Linked DNA regions of Homo sapiens: region 2 is linked to region 1. A link is a loop called in an ENCODE intact Hi-C map of the cell type or tissue named here. Cell type or tissue: CD4-positive, alpha-beta T cell. All regions are shown on one strand. Each heading gives the region's core, and the rest is flanking DNA. Links, peaks and the distances in the headings are about the cores only. Region 1 overlaps LINC01841 (long intergenic non-protein coding RNA 1841). Region 2 holds the start of MISP3 (MISP family member 3).

The links. A loop is a pair of places that touch in the nucleus more often than their neighbours do. Peaks named below come from ENCODE experiments on the same cell type or tissue, not always from the same donor. Only the 100,000 strongest peaks of a DNase experiment are listed, where the experiment ranks them.
Region 2: it touches region 1 in a loop (5-fold over the local background); 5 of 110 quality-filtered maps call a loop at or near these places.

The regions. Positions count from the first base shown.
Region 1 is chr19:14,347,271-14,350,166 of GRCh38, forward strand. All of the region lies in intron 1 of LINC01841 (long intergenic non-protein coding RNA 1841), which reads right to left. Among named protein-coding and RNA genes, the nearest start is that of LINC01842, 15 kb to the left of the region's middle. RefSeq lists enhancers at 1,044-1,922, 2,721-2,896. In CD4-positive, alpha-beta T cell, for the core only: CTCF peaks have their summits at 1,380 (motif pointing left) and 1,583; DNase peaks (open chromatin) are centred at 1,361 and 2,341; H3K4me3 peaks cover 469 bases.
Region 2 is chr19:14,070,661-14,073,556 of GRCh38, forward strand. It overlaps MISP3 (MISP family member 3), which reads left to right and starts at 2,126. Exons shown (of 3, transcript NM_001291291.2): 1 at 2,126-2,896. The coding sequence starts at 2,650. MIR1199 (microRNA 1199) reads left to right here and starts at 2,701; the gene lies at 2,701-2,819. It also overlaps the pseudogene EEF1DP1. RefSeq lists silencers at 1,945-2,114, 2,685-2,896. In CD4-positive, alpha-beta T cell, for the core only: a CTCF peak has its summit at 1,606 (motif pointing left); DNase peaks (open chromatin) are centred at 1,641 and 1,991; H3K4me3 peaks cover 1,645 bases; H3K27me3 peaks cover 547 bases.

The DNA.
Region 1 (2,896 bases), core at 99-2,598:
AATCTATTGAAAAATGTTTTTAGGCTGGGCGAGGTAGTGCTCACCTGAAATCTCAGCACTGAGGGAGCCTGAAGCAGGAGGATGTCTTGAGCCCAAGAGTTGGAGACCAACCCGGGCAACATGGCAAGACTTCTCGTCTCTGCAATAAATAAAATACAATTTTTGTTGTTGTTGTTGTTTGTTTGTTCTTTTGAGACGAAGTTTCGCTCTTTTTGCCCAGGCTGGAGTGCAATGGCGTGACCTCAGCTCACTGCAACCTCTGCCTCCCGGGTTCAAAGGAGTCTCCTGCCTCAGCCTCCCGAGTAACCGGGATTACAGGCGCATGCCACCACGCCCAGCTAGTTTTGTATTTTTAGTAGAGACGGGGTTTCGCCATGTTGGCCAGGCTGGTCTTGAAATCCTGACCTCCAGTAATTCACCCGCCTCAGCCTCCCAAAGTGCTGGGATTATAGGCGTGAGCCATGACGCCCAGCCAAATACAATGTTTTTTAAACATACATTGTTTTTTAAACATTGGCTGACTCTTGGCCAAGCATCACGCCTGTAATCCCAGCACTTTAGGAAGCTGAGGCGGGCAGATCACTTGAGGTCAGGAGTTTCACACCAGCCTGGTCAACGTGGTGAAACCCTGTCTCTACTAAAAATACAAAAAATTAGCTGGGCGTGGTGGCGCGTGCCTGTAATCCCAGCTACTCGGGAGTCTGAGGCAGGAGATGGCTTGAACCCAGGAGGCAGAGGTTGCACTGAGCCAAGATCCTGCCACTGCACTCCAGCCTGAGTGACAGAGCAAAACCGTGTCTCAAACAAACAAACAAACAAAATGGGCTGACTCTGGACTCACACAGGCCTGGTGTCTCCAATCCCAGCCTTGCCATTTTCTGGCTCTATGAACCTGGGTGAGCCGCATCGCCTCCCTGAGCCTCAGTTTCCCCATCTGTAAAACGGGGATTCACCCATTCACCATTCCACAAATGTGCACCCAAGACCCACTGACACCAAGCGCTGCGCCCAGCTCTAACCTATATAAAGTTAAGGAAGAACACGAACATGGTAAGTGCGTCTCCCCCTCCCCCAGGCATGGAGCTGCTGAACTAGTTTTGGGAATGGAATCAGAGCACGCGTGGACAGATGGAGGGAGCCCTCAGCTGCCCGGACTCTGCAGCCCACCACCCCCACTCTTCTCAGATCCCCCTCGTTTGACCAAAAAGCCCCTCTACCACGAGGTAGGACCCCAAGCAGGATCCCAGGGACTGGCGTCCAAATCCGGGCCAGGAACTGACCCCAGCAGCCAGACCCGGGACGGGGCTAAAGCTCGGGTTTTTCCACCTCCGCTTCCCGCCACTGCAGCGCGGGGAGCGAGCGCCACCTGTGGGCCTCCAAGGGGAGGTGCGTGCGACTCCCGGGGAGGTGGACGGTCGCCCCCGTTTCTCCCCAACCCGGGGGACCTCGGGCCCTCCAGGAGTTTCGGAAACAGCTCTCATCTCTTAAATTCTCCTCCACAACCCACTTTTCCCGGCTGCCATTTCCCAGCTAGAACTCGTCGTCCATGCATTCATGCAACATTTATTGAGCACCTACTGTGTGTATTGAGCAAACCTAGATCATTGCTCTAGGTTTAGAGTACACAGAAGACAGAATGGGGCTGGCTCAGGCCTGTAACCCCAGCCACTCAGGAGGCTGAGGTGGGAGGATCACTTGAGCCCAGAAGATGGAGGCTGCTGTGAGTCATGATGGCACCATTGCACTCCAGTCTGAGAAACACAGCGATACCCTGTCTCTAAAAGTAAAAAGAGGCCAGGTACAGTGGCTCGGCCAGGCACGGTGGCTCACGCCTGTAATTCCAGCACTTTGGGAGGCCAAGGCGTGCGGATCACGAGGTCAGCAGTTCGATACCAGCCTGACCGACATGGTGAAACCCCCTCTCTACTAAAAATACAAAAATTAGCCAGGCGTGGTGGCGGGCGCCTGTAATCCCAGCTACTCAGGAGGCTGAGGCAGGAGAATTACTTGAACCCAGGAGACGGAGGTTGCAGTGAGCAGAGATCGTGTCACTGCACTCCAGCCTGGGCGACAGAGCAAGACTCCATCTCAAAAAAAAGAAAAAAAATGGAAACAAAACAGATAAACCTCCATGCCCTTCTGGAGCTTACAGTCCAAGGGAAGAGAGAAGAGAGGAGGAAGAGGACAACAGGCTGCAAGATCATTGCTGATGGCAGTAAGTGCAGTAAGTGTTCTGAAGGAGAAAGTATATACAGGGATGTCACTGAAGCACCTGCTGTGGGTAGAGTGGGTGGAGTGGGCTCTGAGGAAGTGACGCTTATCCTGAGGCCTGAGAAGAATAAAGCCCCAGCCATGCCGAGTCTGGAGCCAGGATTTCCAGTAGAAGGCGCAGCCAGCGCAAAGGCCCTGTGGCAGAAAGGAGCTCGGGTGTTGAACAGTGGGAAAGGAGGTCACAGTAGCCAGAGCCGAGAGATGAAGAAACAGGTGGGCTGCGATGTCAAGGCCTATTTTGGAGACAAATCTGATCTCTCACTCCCCCTGAGGAGTCACCTCCTAAAAGCCCGAGGGGAGAAGAAGGCTCACACTGAGCTAAAAGCCCTCCAACACCACCAGCTGCACCCTTCTCGTCGCCCACCCACAGATATGGTGTCGCCCACAGAAAGAAGCCCTGGCCCATGCACTGTCCCCCTACCCACCCCACCACTCTCCCAGGACTTTGCCTCTGACCATATTGACCCCAATTATGCAGTTAAGGTGCACGTGGTCGGCTCTGCTTGCAAAGTCCCCTTCTTACCCCCTGCCCATCTCCCTGGGAGACACAGGGAACCATGCAATGTGCCTTCCAAGACCAATGCTTGGCCAGGCGCGGTGGCTCATGCCTGTAATCCCAGCACTT
Region 2 (2,896 bases), core at 376-2,875, 280 kb before region 1:
AGTGGAGAACCAGAGCCTGCGTGGCGTGGTACAGGAGCTGCAGCAGGCCATCTCCAAGCTGGAGGCCCAGCTGAACGTGCTGGAGAAGAGCTCGCCTGGCCACCGGGCCACGGCCCCGCAGACCCAGCACGTGTCTCCTATGCGCCAAGTGGAGTCCCCGGCCAAGAAGCCAGCCTCACCAGCAGAGGATGACGAGGATGATGACATCGACCTGTTTGGCAGCGACAATGAGGAGGAGGACAAGGAGGCGGCACAGCTGCGGGAGGAGCGGCTACGGCAGTACGCGGAGAAGGCCAAGAAGCCTGCATTAGTGGCCAAGTCCTCCATCCTGCTGGATGTCAAGCCTTGGGACGATGAGACGGACATGGCCCAGCTGGAGGCCTGTGTGCGCTCTATCGAGCTGGACGGGCTGGTCTGGGGGACCTCCAAGCTGATGCCCGTGGGCTACGGTATCCGGAAGCTACAGATTCAGTGTGTGGTGGAGGACGACAAGGTGGGGACTTACTTGCTGGAGGAGGAGATCACTAAATTTGAGGAGCACGTGCAGAGTGTCGATATCGCAGCTTTCAACAAGATCTGAAGCCTGAGTGTGTGTATGTGTGCGCGTGCGTAAGGCCCTGCCACGATTAAAGACTGAGACCGGCAAAAAAAAAAAAAAAAAAAAAAAAGAAAAAAAAAAGAAAGAAAGAAAAGAAAAAGAAAAAGAAAAAAATGTTCCCGTGAAAGGGGGCCAAGAACCCAGCCCAGTTGGCATGGCTGGAGGAAGGACCAGGAGATGATGCAGTGGGGAAGGTGCTATAGAGAAAACTTTTTCCCAGAAGTATACAGCTTATTTATTTATTTATTTATTTATTTATTTTGAGACAGAGTTTTGCTCTTGCTGCCTAGGCTAGAGTGCAGTGGCGCGATCTTGGCTCACTGTAACCTCCACCTCCCAGGTTCAAGTGATTCTCCCACCTCAGCTTCCCGAGTAGCTGGGATTACAGGCGCCCACCACCAGGCCTGGCTAATTTTTTTTTTGTATTTTTAGTAGAGACGGGGTTTGGCCATGCTGGCCAGGCTGGTTTCGAACTGCTGACCTCAGGTGATCCTCCCGCCTCGGCCTCTCAAAGTGCTGGCATCACGGGCATGAGCCTCCATGCCCGGCCGGTAACTGTATTTTTCCTTCTGGGCACCCCAGAATGGTGGGGTTGGGGGCAGGTTCTGGGAAGAGTCTGCTTCCATTAGGGGGAAAGTGGAAAACGTCCCTAGGGGAGGGTGGCCCGCGCAAGGGCATCGATCCTGCCCTTGAACCGCATGATCCGGCCCCAGCTGCTCTTTCCCCCTACCCTGGACGCCTCCTGTTTCCTGTCTGGGCCTCCCCAGGCGCCCGGGCCCAAGGTGACCGCCTTTCAACTGCAACCGCTAAGCTGCGCCCACGGCGCACTGTGTCCGTCTCTCCCTCCTCCCTCAATCCGGGAGTGCCCTTGGCAGCGGACACCTCCCGGATTTTTCCGGGAGGAGAGGGGAAGCCGCTTCTCGGCTTGGCGTGGGGGCAGTGGTGCGCGGCTGGGAACCTCGCTGAGCCCAAGCATTGGTAGGGAGACCCCAGCGGCCAGTAAGGCGGCTCCTGGCGCCCCCTCGGGCCGGAGCTGTGCGCTGCAAGGCTGGATCGGAGGGAGGGCCCAGGGGCCTGAGGAGTCGCTGCCTGCCGGCTGGCACGACCAAGCGGGACTGCCCGGGTCCCGAAAATACGGCTTCGGGGGACACCTCACCAAGCGGCTAGTGGTTCAGAACCCCAGTCCGACGCGCTGCTGGGCCCAGTCTCCGGGACGATGACGGGGACATGGCTCTGAAAAAGTGCCAGGGTGCGCTCAGTAGAACCCAGCACCCAGAATGGCCCCCCAGAGAGCGGGGCCGGGTCTAGGGAAGCCCTCTTCCAAGAAGTCCCGTGCCCTGAGGTGACTGGGCGCGCTAGTTGATGAAACTGAGTGCCCCACCGAGGCGCCCCTGTCCCGAGGGCGGGGCCAGGGCGGGGCGGGAGTCCTCCTGGCAGGTGCCGGGGGCGGTGCCCGGCCCTGCCCCCGGGGGCCGTTCCTGGAGGCCAGAGGCGGGTCAGAGAAGCCGCCGGTGCGGGCGACGCCTTGGAACCCACGGCCGCCACTGCCGCCACAGGTGCCTCACAGTGCCCTCTGTCCTCGCTCTGGGAATCAAAACCCCGGTTGGGAACTGAGGCTTCCGAACTGCTTCCAACCCTGGACACGAAGGCCCCCACCGGCCGGAGAACGAAACCCTGGGGTCGTCTGAAGAGGAGGGCCAGGAGTCCCCAGGGCCAGACAGCGAAGCCCCAGAGCTGCTGCGGAGCTGAACACCGAGGTCCCCAAGCCCTCCGCAAAGGACGTGGAGATCCTGGAGCAAGAGAGCGAAGTCCTCGAGCCATCAGTCGAGCAGGACGCAGAGAGCCCCGGGCTGTCCACAGCTGCGGGCTTTGAGAGTCCTGAGCCAGGCAGAGACGACCCTGGGCCGTCCGAAGCGCAAAGGGCGGAGGTCCAGGGGCAGCATCCCCCTCCAGGCCCTAAGACCTCCTCCTCCAGGTCAGGCTCGGAAGCCCCCCACCTGCGTTTTCCGCCGTGCCCCGAGGCTCCCCAGCGTCCCCCGGAGGAGCGGTTCATGGAGACGCCCATCGAGCGCGAAATCCGCCGCAGCTGCGAACGCGAGGAGAGCCTGCGCCGGAGCCGGGGCCTGAGCCCGGGCCGCGCAGGCCGTGAACTCGTCGAGCTGCGCGTGCGGCCGGTGCTCAACCTGCCGGGTCCTGGCCCCGCGCTCCCGCGCGCCCTGGAGCGGGCGCGGGCGGGCGCGCAGATGCAGCGGGACATCGAGCGGGAGGCCCACCGGCAGGCGGCGCTGGCGCGCCCCG